Linked DNA regions of Homo sapiens: region 2 is linked to region 1. A link is a loop called in an ENCODE intact Hi-C map of the cell type or tissue named here. Cell type or tissue: Caco-2. All regions are shown on one strand. Links, peaks and the distances in the headings refer to the core of each region. The heading gives the core; the rest is flanking DNA. Region 1 has its middle 21 kb from the start of ARL11. Region 2 overlaps FNDC3A (fibronectin type III domain containing 3A).

Evidence for each region. Peaks named below come from ENCODE experiments on the same cell type or tissue, not always from the same donor. Only the 100,000 strongest peaks of a DNase experiment are listed, where the experiment ranks them.
Region 2: a loop joins it to region 1, with 2.8 times the contacts of the local background. A loop is called at or near these places in 2 of 110 quality-filtered maps.

What each region holds. Positions count from the first base shown.
Region 1 is chr13:49,603,602-49,611,836 of GRCh38, forward strand. No RefSeq gene overlaps it. Among named protein-coding and RNA genes, the nearest start is that of ARL11, 21 kb to the right of the region's middle. RefSeq lists an enhancer at 3,285-3,504. In Caco-2, for the core only: a CTCF peak has its summit at 3,638; a DNase peak (open chromatin) is centred at 3,620.
Region 2 is chr13:49,106,535-49,114,950 of GRCh38, forward strand. It overlaps FNDC3A (fibronectin type III domain containing 3A), which reads left to right. Exons shown (of 26, transcript NM_001079673.2): 4 at 8,121-8,197. Among named protein-coding and RNA genes, the nearest start is that of MLNR, 110 kb to the right of the region's middle. RefSeq lists enhancers at 6,284-6,788, 6,789-7,292. In Caco-2, for the core only: no CTCF peak of the experiment used is centred there; a DNase peak (open chromatin) is centred at 3,707; H3K4me3 peaks cover 1,548 bases.

The DNA.
Region 1 (8,235 bases), core at 1-8,000:
CTGAGGCTTCACTTGAGTCCAGGAATTCGGGCTGTAGTGCACTATCATGGTGGCTGTGAATAGCTGCTGTACTCCAGCCTGGGCAATGTAGCAGACCCAGTCTTTAATTTAAAAAAAAAAAAAAAAAGGACATATCCTAATCTGTCATGGGAGTAGAGTTAAAAAAAAAGGGGGGGGGGTAATCATTATGTGAAATACTGAGAGAAATCATTTAATGAATCATAATATGGACTGAAGTAAACACAAGGATGAAATAATTGAAAATACTGTTTTCAATATGACACCAACTTCAGTATTTTATCTCATTTCCCTTCTTGTATATGCCATTAAATTTTCAAAAAATGTAGCAAATATAAATACAAGATGTTGACTTTCTGTGAGTTACATATATGAATAGCTTACAGTTTTACTGCTTCTACATACAACTTTATTTCCTAGACTTTCTCTAGCTTAAAAAAATCCTGCAGACAAGATCACCATTATATTGCTTGTGTTTTAAGTTCAGGGCTGTAGGCTTCTGGTTTGTAATACTGAGAGAAACGCTATTAATAGTATTCCTAAAGGCATAAAGCTTTCCTCCAAACCATGACTCTCGGACCAAGGCTCCTTTCATTTTGTGGCCCTGCCATCTTCAACAAGTGGCTTCCAGGGTCTTTGCAGAAGGGGAAAGAACAAGGAGGACCACCGTGGGAGAGCTGCGTGTGAGCTTAGCCTGGAAATAGCACGCTTCTCTTCCTTTTGTTACAGTAGGTAGTAGGCAGACATGAGCAGGGCAGGAAAGCACCCCCCTACCACAACCAGGAATGTCAGGAAACCATCAGGTAATGGTCAGGCGGTTGTTAACTGTCTCTCTAAAATAATAATTGGTTGCAGCCAGCGCCAGAGAAAGGCAGGCTCTCAATAAATAGAAAACACCCGAAACTGGTGATCAGCAGCTTCCTGGTAAGATCTCAGGAGTTGGGTGAGTGGGCTCAAGCATGAAAACTAAGGCAAAATGGCAGAGTTTAACCAGTATATGACCTTCCTCTAGAACACTCAACTGGTAAGGGAAAAACGCCTCAAGTGAGCATGTGCACAGCTTCAGTAAACACACTGCACATGCGGCTCCTCCCAAGTGCTGGCAGGCCAGTGCGAATGCAGACAGCCCACCCCAAAGGAAGAACTGGGAGAAGAGATGTTACCCACTGGAAGCATGCCAGTGTATAAAGCCCCGAGTCAAAGGTCAAACTGTACACTTGAATCTTTCACGTTACCTGCTTGGCCCTCTTCCAAGTGTACTTTTTTAAAATTCCTGCTCTAAAACTTTTTAAAGACTTTCACTCCTGCTCTAAAACTTGCCTCAGTCTCTCCCTCTGCCTTATGCCCCTCAGTCAAGTTCTTTCTTCTGAGGTGGCAAGAATTGAGGCTGCTGCAGACCTGTACAGATTCACTGCTGCTAACACTTTCACATTCCACTGATCAGGACTCAGTTGCATGGCCACAGCTAACTTAAGTGAAGATGGAAAATGTGGTTTAACTGTTTGCTCAGGAAGAAAAAGAAACAGTTTAGTAAACAGTTGGCCAGTCTCTGCCATACATACGTTTTTCCCATTTAATCCTAACAACCCTATAAGATATGTGCAGTAACTTATCCCACTTTATGGATGAGGAAATTGAAATCTTTTTTACGTGTACAAATTTATGGGGTACATGTGAAATTTAGTTACATGTATATAATGTGGACTAATCAAGTCTCGTTTTTTTTGTTTTGCATTTTTTTTTGTTTGTTTTTTCTTTTTTTTGAGACAGGGTCTTGCTCATGGCTCATTGCAGCCTTGACCTCCCAGGCTTCAGCAATCCTCCTATCTCAGCTTCCCTGGTAGCTAGGACTATAAGTGCATGCCACTGTGCCTGGCTAATTTTTTTATTTTTTGTAAAGACGGAGTTTCACCATGTTGCATAGGCTGGTCTCTAACTCCTAAACTCAAACCATCTGCCCACCTGGGTCTCCCAAAGTGCTGAGATTACAGGTGTGAGCCACCATGCCTGGAAAGAAACTGAAATTTTGATAGGCTGAGTACCATACCTAATACCTCACAGTTAATAAATGGCAGAACTCAAACTCAAACCTAGGCAGTCCAACTCCAGAAACCATATTCTTTAAAAAGCTACTGTAACATGACTGATATTCCTTTTACTGAAGAAGAATATTTAAGCCTTTTTTAATTGTAAGAGGGGTATGATAATTATGGAACTTTAAGTAAATACAAACCCATCATTTTGGAGAAGATGATACTGAGATTTAGAGGCGGAATGTTCTACTGAAGGTTAAATCATTGCTGCCTATGTACCATACGATGTAAAGTAACATTTTTTTAAAGAGAATGCAATCTTGGCCGAGCGCAGTGGGCCTGTAATCCCAGCACTTTGAGAGGCCGAGGTGGGCGGACCACTTGAGGTCAGGAGTTCAAGACCAGCCTGGCCAATATGGTGAAACCCCGTCTCTACTAAAAATACAAAAATTAGGCCAGGCACGGTGGCTCACACCTGTAATCCCAGCACTTTGGAAGGTCAAGGCGGGTGGATCACCTGAGGTCAGGAGTTCAAGACCAGCCTGGCCAACATGGAGAAACCCCGTCTCTACTAAAAATACAAAAAAAAAATTAGCCAGGTGTGGTGGCACATGCCTGTAATCCCGGCTACTTGGGAGGCTGAGGCAGGAGAATCACTTGAACCTGGGAGGCGGAGGTTGCAGTGAGCCAAGATCATGCCATTGCACTCCAGCCTGGGCAACAAGAGTGAAACTCCGTCTCAAAAAAAAAAATTAGCCAGGCATGGTGGTGGGCGCCTGTAATCCCAGCTATTCGGGAGGCTGAGACAGGAAAATCACTTGAAACCAGGAGGTAGAGGCTTCAGTGAGCCAAGATCACACCACTGCACTCCAGCCTGGGGGACAGAGCAAGACTCTGTCTCAAAAATAAAAATAAAAATAAAAAAAAGAAAATACAATCTTCACAACTTAATAACTTATGTTATTCTTTCTAAAAATTAATTTCCTAAACCATGTAGTTTAATGTGATTTAATGTAGTTAAATACTAGCATTAAAACTTGTTTCTTGAAGGGCGCAGTGGCTCACACCTGTAATCCCAGCATTTTGGGAGGCTGAGGAGGGCAGATCGCCTGAAGTCAGGAGTTCGAGACCAGCCTGGCTAACATGGCGAAAACCCATCTTTAGTTAAAATACAAAAATTAGCTGGGTTTGGTGGTGCATGCCTGTAATCCCAGCTGCTCGGGAGGCTGAGGCACAAGAATTGCTTGAGCCCGGGAGATGGAGGTTGTAGTGAGCCGATATCGCACCACTGCACTCCAGCCTGGGCTACAGAGACTCTGTCAAAAAAAAAAGAAAAGAAAAGAAAAGCAGAAACTTGTTTCTTGATGAAGTTTGTTTTCCTGGGATCACACACAGATCTCCCACGGTGGTCCTTCTTGTTCTTTCTCCTTCTGCAAAGACCCTGGAAACCGCTTGTTGAAGATGGCGGGGCCACAGAATGAAAGGAGCCTTGGTCCCTGAGTCACGGCTTGGAGGAAAGCTTTATGGCGTTTAGGAACACTATTGTTTGTTGGTCCTGAAGAGGAAGTACTTCACAGAGCAAGCCTGCCACCATGTGGCGCGGGCCCAAACCTAGCATCAGTTAAAGGTTCATTCTCATTTACTTGGTTGCCTCTGGTTCACTTACTAACCAATCTAGATTTAATGCTGTCTAATAAGAAATTAATACCCAGGTGTATTCTATAGGTTTAAGTAGTTTTTAATTTCAAGATACATTTCTTCAATTCTGAAATTATTGCAATATTTCCAAACTGGCTACAGGAGTGACCACAACATTTATAATATGATCCAGGCACATTCACAAGAGGACTACTTCAGTGCATCACAAACATGGAAACAAACTCAGCAATTTGTAGGATTTATCTCAGTTCACTCAAAAGTTGGTCAATGAGCCAGATTAGAAGGCAGAATTCCGGCCAGGTGTGGTGGGTCATGCCTGTAATCACAGTGCTTTGGGAAGCTGAGGTGGGAGGATTGCTTGAGCCCAGGAATTTGAGACCAGCCTGGGCAACAGGGTGAGACCTTGTCGCTATAAAAAATAAAAAAATAAGAGGCAGAATTCCTTGGAATGGAAACAGGTAGTGTGAAGGACTGCCAAAAATGGATGAAAAACCCTCATGGAAGGAGAGTCAGAACTTAACAGTTTCCTAGAGTTTTAACACCGTATAAGCTCACTATGTTCTAGCATGCCAGGCTGACGTTTCCCAGAACTCTCTCTACATTTATCAAGACAGGAATGACATCGGAAGTTGTTTGCAAGACTATAGGTCTAGCAGGTGGCTAAGAGGAAGTCTGGTATTGCTGCTGCGTCTATTTTTATGTATTTATTCATTTATTTTTTAAGACGAAGTCTCACTCTGTTGCCCAGCCAGGAGTGCAGTGGTGCAATCTCAGCTCACTGCAACCTCCACCTCCTGGGTTCAAGCAATTCTCCCACCTCAGCCTCCTGACCACCTCCCAGGTTCAAGCAATTCTCCTGCCTCACCCTCCCGAGTAGCTGAGATTACAGGTGCGTGCCACCACACCTGGCTAATTTTGTATTTTTAATAGAGGGGTTTTACCATGTTGGCCAGGTTGGTGTCGAACTCTTGGCCTCAAGAGATCTGCCCACCTCAGCCTCCCAAAGAGCTGGGATTACAGGCATAAGCCACTGTGCCTGGCCTTGGTATAGCTGCTGCTTCTAACACTTGCTTCTAATGATTGGTGGGTGGAGGCAGCAGTACTCACATTCTGATACAGTTATTAAATGTTCCTTTTTTTCTTTGGTCCTATTACTACTTCTTTCTTTTTCTACCACTGCAAACTCTGAAATATCTATTACACATAAAATGTCAACTATAACTCACCTGATTTCACTGTAGAAAGCAATTAAAAGGGAAAAATTGTATTTACTTGAGGGTGAAAAAAAAAACCCACATCATCCTTTTCTTTATGTTCCTTTTTTACACTGATATATAAACTTGTTATTTCCACCTAACTAAATTGATTCATTTAATCCAGTGACTGTGGTTAAATTGAAAAAAGGTTTGAAAAGAGGGGGTGTCTATGGAAACCCAAACTTCTTCACACTCCAGCTTTTTCACTACCTTCTCACCTCCCCAGCTTCCACATTTTCGCAAGCATGGGTATATATGTCCCAAGGCTGTGGTTCCCAGGGGCCAAAAGTATATGAATAAGCCTATATTATGTAAACCTTTCATCTTTTAGGACATGCTGTGCCTTCCATTTAGAGCATTTATCATCTCCATTCTGATCACCATGTAACCAGATATGATGGGCCCAGTGATAGCTTCCCTAGAAGCCTCATCACTCCTTGTTCTAGAAAGGTCAGGTGCAGATGGCCTGACTCAGCCCAGCTCTAGAGACTGGGACACATCTCTGGTTCTTGTTCATTCTTCTCTTTGGCCTATGTGTTACAAATCAGCCTTCCTTATCATTGAAGTAGTATGTATGGGCTTAGGAAAGAGATCACTTCCTTTTTCTTAAAGAGCTCACCATATGGTCTAATCTAAACTAGCTCAGCAGGATTCTATAGTGGGATCTGAGGTTTTAGTGAAATTAAATGTGCTATTTAGATGAATATTGTCTAGATTCCCTATTTAAAGGAAAAATGGTTCCTTTCCATATAAAATAAATGTATTGTTTCTGTAAGAAATTTCTTACATTCTTTTCTCTAATCATCTCTTTGCAATATGTGATGGATATTGCTTTTTTTTTTTTAAGAGGCAAGGTCTTGCTCGCATGATCATAGCTCATGGTGGCCTCTACCTCCTGGGTTCAAGTGATCCTCCCACCTCAGCCTAGCTGAGACTACAGCCTACCTGGGACTACAGGTGTGTGCCACCATGCCTGACTAAAAAAAAAATTGTTTTTGTAGAGACAGGATCTCACTATGTTGCCCAGGCTGGTCTCAAACTCCTGGCTTCAAGCAATTCTCCTGTCTTGGCTTCCCAGAGTGCTGGGATTACAGGTGTGAGTCACTGTGCCTGGCCAAGTTATTGCTAAATATTAACTGAATTACAATTGATAAAAAATAATATCCCACTTATGTTCTAAAATATTCCAGACTAAAATATAACATCCTTAAATATTATTTGCTATTGTATACTAACCTTTACCTATGTAGCCAGATTTCACAAATCTTACAATATAAATTTTCCCCAAGTCTTCTCCATGAATTATATTCCTTTGTATATGAGGAAAAACAAATGGCAACTGCTGTTTCTTTGTATGTGCTCATAATTGAATTTAAGGGGTCCTCAAACTTATAAAGGATATCTGTCAAGAACCTAGAGAAAATATTACATTTAATGGTAAAACATTAGAAACATCACCACTGAAGTGATGTATGGATTTTTACAAAATATGGTCACAAATTCTTTGGCACCCCACCCATTGAGAGGTGGCATCTTTGTACCCTCCCTTTGAATTCGGATAGACTTAACGATTTGCTTGCAAACAATAAAATGCAGAATAAGTGGTACACACTGAGAAGTGTGGCTTCTCAGGCTAGGTCAGAAAAGGTGACACAGATTCCTACTTGTTCACTGGAATACTTGGTCTCAGATCCCTGAGCCTCCACATAAGTGGTCTGACTACCCTGAGAATGCCATGTTGGAAAGAGGCCAACTAACATGTAGAGGCCATCTGTAAGCACTCCAGTTGCTAGTCTCACTGAGCCCCCAGCTGACAGCAGCATCAACTGTCAGCCATGTGAGTGAGCCATTCTGGACATCCAGCCTAGGTGAACCGTCAGGTGACTTCATCCCCAGCTGACATCTGACTGCAGCTGCTTGAGATACCCTAAGTGAGAACAATGTGATCTAGCCCTTCTTGAAATCCTGACCCTCAAAATCATAAGCAAAACAAAATAATTGTTTTAAGCCACTAAATTTTGAGGTAATTTGCTTCACAGCAATAGTAACAAAAACAGACAAGGATTAGGAAAGTATGCCCTCTGTCACTGCTGTTATTTAATATTCAACTAGAACTTATGGACCAATAAGTAAATGAAACGGGAGGCCTAATGTTGGAAGGAATTAAACACGACCATCGTTTGCAGACAATGATTGTCTCCATAGACAAGTCAAGAGAATCCACTAAAAAAACAATTAGAACAAAGAAGAGTTCAGTATAAGTTTAATTTAATATAGGAAAGACATATAAAAATTAATAACTAATTAGAAAATGTATTTAGACAAAAGCGCCATTACCAATAACAGTAAAAACCCTAAAATACTTAGTAATAAAGTTTAAAAATACATAAAGGCTATATGGAGAAAATGTCTAAAGTTCACTAAAGGGCAGAATTTCTAGGAATAGTATCATAGAAGACATTGGGCAATTTCTTCCATAGATAATGATTATAAAAACTGGACAAATTTCTTAAAAACAACTATTTGTTGGTGTTTTTGTTAGATGACTCTTGAGAAGGGTTTACTCTTGAATGACGGATACTGCATCAGGTAAAAACTAAGAGTTTGTGACCCCTAAGCAGGGGGTCACTCCCCAACACCCTCCAGCTCTAGTGGCAGAAAACCACAGCCATACCAGCTTGAGGTGTCAGAGAATAAAGTTTAAGGCAGCAGACAACTGGATATTCAAGGGGGGAATCCTGTAAAAATGAGAGCCAGAGCCACAGAAGGACTGAATTGAAAAGCTGAGTATAAGCTCCGCTCAAATCCCTGCCTGCCTGCTAAACTGCTGAGACACACAAGAGACCCCAGGCAGCCCAGTGAAAAAGCAAGCAGAGACTAGAGAGGCATCTACCCTTGTGAGACAGAACTGCTCCTGGTGAGGTTTGTGAGTTTGCTGCACTGTTGACTTAACATGCACAAAGCTCAGGTCTTGCAGAAAGCAAAAACCTTATTGGCTTGAGGTGCCACTGGGCAGAACTTGGGGCTGGCAGAGCAACTGGATATTTAGGAAGAAAGCAAGGGAGCTGTACAGTAGGTAAGCTTCAATACCTGAATATAAATTCTTTCCAAATCTGTGGCTGACCCTAAACTACACAGGCTCAGGAAAGACTCCCAGGCACTAGGCCAAAAAAGAAGCAACTGGATCCTGAGAAAACTGTGCAGAAGAATACATCAACTACTATAAATTGCTGGGGACAGATTTTTCAGTTTAAATGCAGGCAGGTTAA
Region 2 (8,416 bases), core at 153-8,152, 500 kb before region 1:
GAACTCCTGGGCTCAAGTGATCCACCTCAGCTTCCCAAAGTGCCGGCATTACAGGCGCGAAGCAGCACACCCAGCCTCTCTTTTTTATTTTATAGCATTTATCACTTTCAAATATACTTCGTGATTTACTTGAATATGATTTACTTATTTACCATGTTATTATTTTCTTCCTCTAGTGCCCAGAACACTATCTGGCACATTGTAGATAATCTATATATGTTTGTTAAGTGAATGAAAGCAAAAAAAAAAAAAAAAAAAACCAACAACAACAGAAACTGAAAAGAGCCCAAAAGCTAATGACAGAATAAACAAATTATAGTTATTTACATAAAAACATAAATGAAAATGAGGAAACTACAGCTATATGAAACTACATAGATAAGTCCTAGAAATCATAATATTGTTTAGGGATATATGTGATTTTTTTGTAGGAAATTATTTTTAAAAGAAAGGTAAGAATAAACTCAAAATTCAGGATAATGGAGACATGAGTGGCACAAAGTGATGGATTAGATGGTGAAGGAGCACATGGATGCAACAGTGTTGGTATGATCTGTTTCTTGGCTTGGATGGTGGATTTGAAACAGTCACTTTAATGACTTGCACTATTTTCTTTTGTATGTATCAAATATTGCATAATCAAAATTTTATTTAAAATGTGAAAGTGAATGTAAGGTCAGAAAATAGAGTCATGTTATAGAGTTAATGTTATATAGAGTTATGTTAGAAAGTAGAGTTATATAGAGTTATGTTAGAAAATAGAGTTACTGTTAATTTTGAGAAGTTTGAGAAAAGAGTGGTAGCTGGATGGTATGATGGGGCAGAAAAAAAGTGTCAGTGAGAGATGGATGATATGCATGGTTTATGTGTGAAACTTTACCATGTTTATGGGCACAGATGCAATGGTTCAAAGAGACTGAACAAAGGAAAAGGTAAAAATACCTGACAGGACGGAAATGACCAGTGAAGCCAAGTCCAAGTGGAGGATCAGATCAAGAGTAAAAGAGGAAAGATACCTTTGATCTAGTGAAGGAACAATGCTTCTTCTGCAAATAGAGGAAAGGAATTAGAAAAGTGTGTATGTAATATTGAGTTCAGTTCCATAACATCAAGAGTTCAGTTTCATGTCAAATAATGTGAAGAGTTCAATTTCGAGATATGGTTGAAGTCAGGTTGGGGAGGGCTCTTAAAGTGTAACGAGAATCTCTGATAATCATCCTAGAAAACAGTGTAAGGGATTGACCAGGGAAAGATTCATGAAAGGATTCCTGAGCAGTGCTGACAGCTGAGTTAAGGCTGAAGATACTAAATTTATAAACATGCCAGTCTGAGTACTGCTTGATTTCTACAGCTCAGGTGTAAGAGAAGACGGATTGAACTTGGAGATTTTCAGGAGATGGGGAAGTCAAAGGAAGACATGGATGAGAAAGGAAATCAGGCTATGAAGGCAGTGTTGGATCAGGAGAAAAGGGAGATCACTATGAAGAACAAATGTAGAAGAAAGAGAACTGGAGAGATGAAAGAAAGATATGATGGCCACATGAAAGTTTGATATTTCAAAGATGAGATAGTGGAGTTCTAAGTAATAAGTTCCAGGATGTATCTTTGAACATGGGTTACTAAAAATAGAATGAAAGACACGAGTTCAAGGAATTTTAAGCCTAGATTTTGGACATTAAAGTCATGCTGATAGACAAGAGTTGGGATAGAGAACAAAATTGATCACAGCGCCAAAGTTCTCAATAAATGAGGACTCAGCCTTAAAGCATTGAGAAGGGGTAGAGGGTTGTATGCACATATGCCGTGATCTCAAGGAAGAAGGAACTTTAGCATGAAACAGGAACAACAGTGGTGAAGGGAAGCAGCCTTGGAGTATCTGCAGACTACCAACACTGCTTCAGGAGAGGATAGGAAGTCTCTGCTCCTGGGGCATGCTGGGGAAAGTTTTCTACAGGACATCCATGCTTCATTTCAAGGCAACACAGGAACAAGTGTTCTGTAAAAAGGTTGAGGATATAGGAGAATTTATTTATAATGGAAAAAAACTTTCTAGTGAGCATAATGGAAAGGATTGAAAGGAGATGATAAGTTAAATAGTCAAGAAATAGAAATACAGGCTGTGTGCAAATGTGAGCCAAAATAAGAAGGTGGGCTGCAGAGGCTTGCTTTTTGTTTAGGGGCTGAAGATCAGAGACATGGTCGGATTTACAGGGGGGCTGGGTCTAACGTATATGAGTACATTCTGTTGAGACCAGGAGACTCCTTGCCCTTTGGTCTCGTTTTTCAGGGCAACCCTGCCTTTTCATAGGAATTTTGAAGTTAACAATTACCTTTCCCCACTTGTAAGAATAGGCCCTTACTGTCTTATCTCCTCTGGGGTGTCTTACATATATTTATTGAGACCTATTTCTCTAGGTTATCCTTTGCCAGTTGTTTTCCACCTTTGTGTGAGATGGGGCCTTTGAACATAGTTTACACTTTTTGAAAAGTATAGCCTTATTATTAGATAATCCTGCCTTTGCCTCGCTTTGTGCCCTTGGCATGTTACTCTGCTTCAGTTTTCTTACCTGGAAATGATGCTCACTTCACTTGTTAGGATTAAGTGAGTTAACGCAAGTAAAACACTCCAAATGATGCCTAGTATGTACTCTGCACTATGTGGTTATTTTTGAAAACATGGTGATCATACTTTTACATATTATAACTATTTACTGAGTATCATCAACCAATATACTTGATACTTTAAATTTATTTAATTTCATTCTCACAACAATGCTATGATGTTGATTAACCTTGTCACTGAAATAAGCTAAGACTTCAGAGAAGAGCAGTAAATTGCCTTGCTAATAAATACTGAAGCTGTTATTAAAATATATCTTTTAATACCAAAATTCACTTTCTTTCCACTGTACAACTTGTTACAAACCACTGTCATTATCATTACCTGTATATTTTTGTTAGCTGTTAATAAATTTCCTCTGAAGTTACATAGCACCATAAAGTAATGAAAGATCTCCAAAAGTTCTTATTCTTTCCTGTTGTAACTGGACATCTTTGGTCTCCTTTCTGGTCTCTACTTGTTCTTGGATAGAGAACTCTGAACCTGCACCTGAGGCTGTCTTTTCAGATTCGTGGATATGAGTAAGAATGCCATCTACTGAGCACCTGCACTTTAATTTAAATCTTAAATTTAAAAAAATCAGAAAGAAAATAAAACCAATAATGAAAGTGGTAGTCTTTATTCTCTTAAGAGGCAAATAACAGCCTGAAACATAAATCCCACCTTTGAGACACATGTCTATCAAACCTATATTCTATACACAATTATTTGTGTATTGTGGATATTCCTTAAGGATTGAGTATGGAGAATTACGTTATACAATGACATTTCAGACTGAATCTTTTAAATTAATATTATCTCAAATGTTCTAAATGAAAATTAGCGGCAGGCTGCATGAGTAAAAAATTAGAAGATAGCACCTGTGGTGTTATTGAACACAAAGAGAATCATTGTACATCAAATATATATTTCTGAAAAGTATACTTTGATGAGCTTTTGAATTGGTTCATAAGGAAGTCTGAAAGATGGTCAAATTCAGGGCAGCAGCAGTAGAAATCATTTAATCTTTTTTTTCCCCTATATCAGAAATGCTGCAAGCGGGAACGTTTGCTTTTTTTTCCCCCTTGCCCTTTCCTGGGTCACTGCAGGTCACGTGATGACTGTCACGTGACTCGGTCAAAGGATCTTTTCCTCTTACAGCCTTGCAAAAAAAAAAAAAGCCGTTCTCCAATTAAAGCTGTTAACGTGTACTACGCTGTTTCCTTGTTGGATTTTCTTGTTCTCTGCTGCTACTGTAAAAACGAAATGAGTGGTAAGATTTGCTGTTTTCGAACATTCTGCTTTTATTTTAAGACAGAAAGCATTGTATTAATCTAAAGTCATGCCGTGTGTTTTTAAAAATAGATGCTAAATATCATCGCCATAAAATATTTTAAATTGTTGCCATGTAAATACAAAAAGGTTAGACTATGTAGAGTTATTTTGTAATTTTGTATTCCACGGAATATTCCATTCTAGGATCTTTATTTTACTAGGTTTTTCTTCTAGAGCTAAAATCTGAAAATTGGCATCAGATTATTTGGAAGCCATTGTGAACGCTGGCTTATAGAGAATGTGTAGCACAGCGGCAGCACGTTGCATTTTAAGAATTAAAACTCCTGGACAAATTTGTAATTTTATTTAAAAAAAACCTCTTAAATATGAATGTATATTAACAAGGAAAGATAAAGAAGAATTTAAGTTATACTAGTTGAAATATCTTCTTTAAGTCAGTGATGGCACTTTTTAAGAAGCAGGGGTGGGGAGCTTCTCAAATTTCTTAAGACAATTGGTTAGAATTGTTTACTCTTCTGCAGGTTTTTGAAATAGGAAATGTATCCTTAATAGCTCCATGATTGGGGTAAATCATGCTCAAATCACATAGATTATAAAGGAGCTGCTAAGTGTATGCACAGTTGTTGTCAGGTATTGCTACTCTTGTGCCAGGCATACATTTGTCAATAGGATCTGAGTTTCTTCCTTGGGACAAAATCTCCCTCATTGCATACAAATTTAAGTCAGTTTGTAGTTAATTTTCTGTTACTTTCTAAATTAAAAAGTATTGTTGGAACTAAGGAGCTAATCAAACATTTACATCATTAAATATGCAAGGCTTTAAGGTTTCGCTACTATAGACACAGGAGTAACAACAGACATGAGATGCTGTAAACGTTGTAGTTCTAAACATCGATACTTGTATTTATTATGTTTATACAATAGGGGTTTGCATTCAGTGTTGAATGTTACTTCACAGCAATATTTTAGGCATTAAATATGATACCGATAAATTGTCTTTTTAAAAGAAAATCTGGCCGGGCATGGTGGCTCACACCTGTAATCCTAGCACTTTGGGAGCCCGAGGCAGGTGGATCACCTGAGGTTAGGAGTTCAAGACCAGCCTGGCCAACATGGTGAAACCCCGTCTCTACTAAAAATACAAAAATTAGCCGGGCGTGGTGGCACATGCATGTAATCCCAGCTACTCGGGAGGCTGAAGCAGAAGAATCACTTGAACCCAGGAGGAAGAGGTTGCATTGAGCTGAGATAGCGCCACTGCACTCCAGCCTGGGCAACAGAGTAAAACTCCGTCTCAAAAAAAAAAAAAAAAAATCTAACCATGTACAATTTCTGCCTCAGGATAAAAAAAAAATTTTTTTGCTAGAGTGAAAGGATTACTTCGTAAAGAAGTAAGTTAATCAGTCTTTTTCCTGGACTACATCTAGTAATATATTTACTACTGGTTTATTTTAGCTTACATTTCTCTTTTCAGCATCACACTTAGATATAATTAAAAAACAAAGTAGAATCTTGTATTACCAAATTATAAACTATTTTAGCGGCTATCAAAGTATAAAATGGTTTGAATTGTAACTACATATATATTCGTATTTCTGGTAAAAGGAGGGCCACTTGAAGCAATTGTGTGATTTTACTATTTTAAATGTAATTAGCAATAACTTATTATTCTGATGGCAAAAGAAAAACCTATTCTGATGACTTGATGTAAGGATTAAATTTGACAGCATATAAAAGGACCCACAGTAAAAGTGCAATGCTAATGGCCTTTATTAACATTATAAAATATGATTTTCAGTGAATTCTCTGTCAAGTTCTCAGCTGAATTTCACATATTGTAAGTAATACCTAAGCCACCTGTAAGGATTCAGGAAGTTAGTTTACTGTAGTTTTATATAAATTAGCTAATGGAAGTAAACCAGCATTAGTTTAAAACAGTTCTCATTTCTCTTGAGTCTAGAATATAGGAGCTAAAAGGTGAGTTTTGCATGAAGCTTTTCTGCCTAGAGGTATAAAGCAGCTCACAAGTTTTATTCAGTAAATTAATAGGTAATGTTTGCTTAAACTTAAGAAAATTTTATTCTTTCTCTCATGTTTTTACGGATGTAAAGACAACAAAGGCCTTAATTTTCCTTAGAGGCTTTAGAGCATTGTTCTTAAGCCTCAAATTATATCAGTTGCCAATACTGCATAGTATTTTAATGTTTACTAAAAATGTGGTAAGGATATGTCCTTAGAAATAAAACTACCTGGTTTTGAATCCCACTTCTACCACTTGGGGAGCTTAACCTCTCTGTGCCTCAGTTTCCACATCTAGAAAATGGAGATGATGATGATGATGATATTTACCTGATAGAATGATTATGAGGAGAAAAAATATGTAAAAGGCCTGGCACATAGTAAGTTAGTATTAGCTATATATAATTAAAATAATATTCTGGACAACTTCATGTATTTGGTGGTGGTCTTGTTTTGGATGGGAAGAGTATCTTATTGAAAAGTTCTTTTCACAGCCAGATATTATATAGTGTAATTTAGTGTTCTACACAAACACTTCTTACTTTCTCTCAACCACTTCAGTCTTATCCCTACTTTCTCTTCCCCTCCCCACCTCTTCTGTCCTTTCCCTCCCCTCCCCCTTTCTCCTATTTCTCCACATCGTTCCTCCTCCCCCTTACCCTTCTGTTTTCTCCTCTCCCTCCCTTCTTGTCTTCTCTTCACTCTCCTTTACTGCCTCTTGTCCCCTTTCTTATCCCTCCCTTTTCTTCTCTTACCTCTCGCCTCTCTCCTTCTCTCCCCTCTTGCCTTTCTCCTCTCCTTGCTTGCTTCCCCCTTTTTTCCTCCACTTTCCCCACTTTCCTTACCCCTGTTTAGTATTTTCCGTCACCCCGTTTAGTAGTTTCCCTCTTACACCCCCTTTCTTTTGTATTCTCTTTTCTCTTCCCTAGCTCTCTCATCTCCCTAGCCCTAATTTCATCACCACTGTGTGGTTCTGTCCTCACCCCTTGCCTTCCCTAGAAAGGGCAGAATGGCTGTAATCCGGATTTGTTGTGACCTCCATGTCCTTTATTCTGATTTTCTGAAGTATGTATAATATTAACAGAGTTACTTGTTTTCTACCCTACATTTGAGCTTTTCCTCCTTTATTTCTTTTATAGCTGAGAGCCATTATATAATGGTAGATTATAATTCTGCATATAAAAGAGATCCTTCCCCCTTTACATTCCTCATCAGACCTTTGTTCTTATTCCCTTAGAAATAAGTAATTTCTTTGAAAAGGTTTCATTTCAGGTTATAAAAAACTGGTGGGCATGAGGGGACACTGCAGTGTAAAGTTACAGGAAGAAAGGAACTGAAGGGGGGTAAGAGACTTTTTTAAAAGTTACATAAAGCAACTAAGATTTTAGTTCCTAGAAAGAACAAAACACACCTTCTCCAAATGCTTCTTTTGTTCCCAGAAATGTTAAAAGAGAAGGTAAACTAGAGATAATAGTTATAAAAGTTAATTGGAAAACCTAACACTATAAAAGTGAAAGGAAGTGTAGAGTGAGAGAAGCTGAATTTTCTTTTTTAGAACTTTTTAGTGTGAGAAACAAAAAAAAATTTTTTTTTCCTTTGGGTAAGTACACGTGTGGCATTTCTCTTTGTTCTTAAGCCCCCATAGACATGAGTCACACATTACACAAGTATTTTAACCCTAACAAAGCAAGTTCCAAATTTCTAACTATTCTTCCTCTTGCTGCTTTTCACTCTTGCTTTTTTATTTTGTCCCTGTAACTTTTGAAAATTTTGCCTTTTGTATTTTTCATTGATTTTATATGCAGAGTTTAGTTTGATTTTTCTCTAGGTCAGTGTTTCTAAACTTACACTATTATAAGAGTCACCTGGGATATTTGTAAAGTGAATATAATGATTCAAGACCCCATTGACTAAGAATCTCTAGGAGAGCCTGTTAATATGTTTTAAAAAGCCCTCCAACCTCCCCGCCCCCCACCACCCCTACCCCAGCAACTTTAAAAAACACAAATGTAGGTAAAGGGTAATTTGTGCACTTTACAAGATAAATTTTTATAACAAGTCAATCATCTGAATTTCTTTTTATAAAAATGTAGTTACTGTTGGCTTGAGTGTTTAGATGAAGTATTCAAAATGTAATTCAAATTGTTTTCAACTTTAGCCTGATAAGCAATCATGGGTTAATACATCATTTATGTGACCCATTCAGGTCCTGCTCAGGTTCCAATGATGTCCCCAAATGGTTCTGTGCCTCCTATCTATGTGCCTCCTGGATATGCCCCACAGGTATGTTTTTATGCTATTTTTCTTTTCATATTTGTATAATAGTGATAATGTTATTCTCTTTGACTTTGATTTTGATTTAAAAAAACCATTTAATTACTGAGGCTTACCAAGTGTTGTGTATCTATCATAAATCTATTTCAAGTATTTTAGTACATTTGGAAAGGAAGAAAAATTTTTATTGGCAGCACTCATCATTTGTCCTTGTCTTTGGGTGTTAAG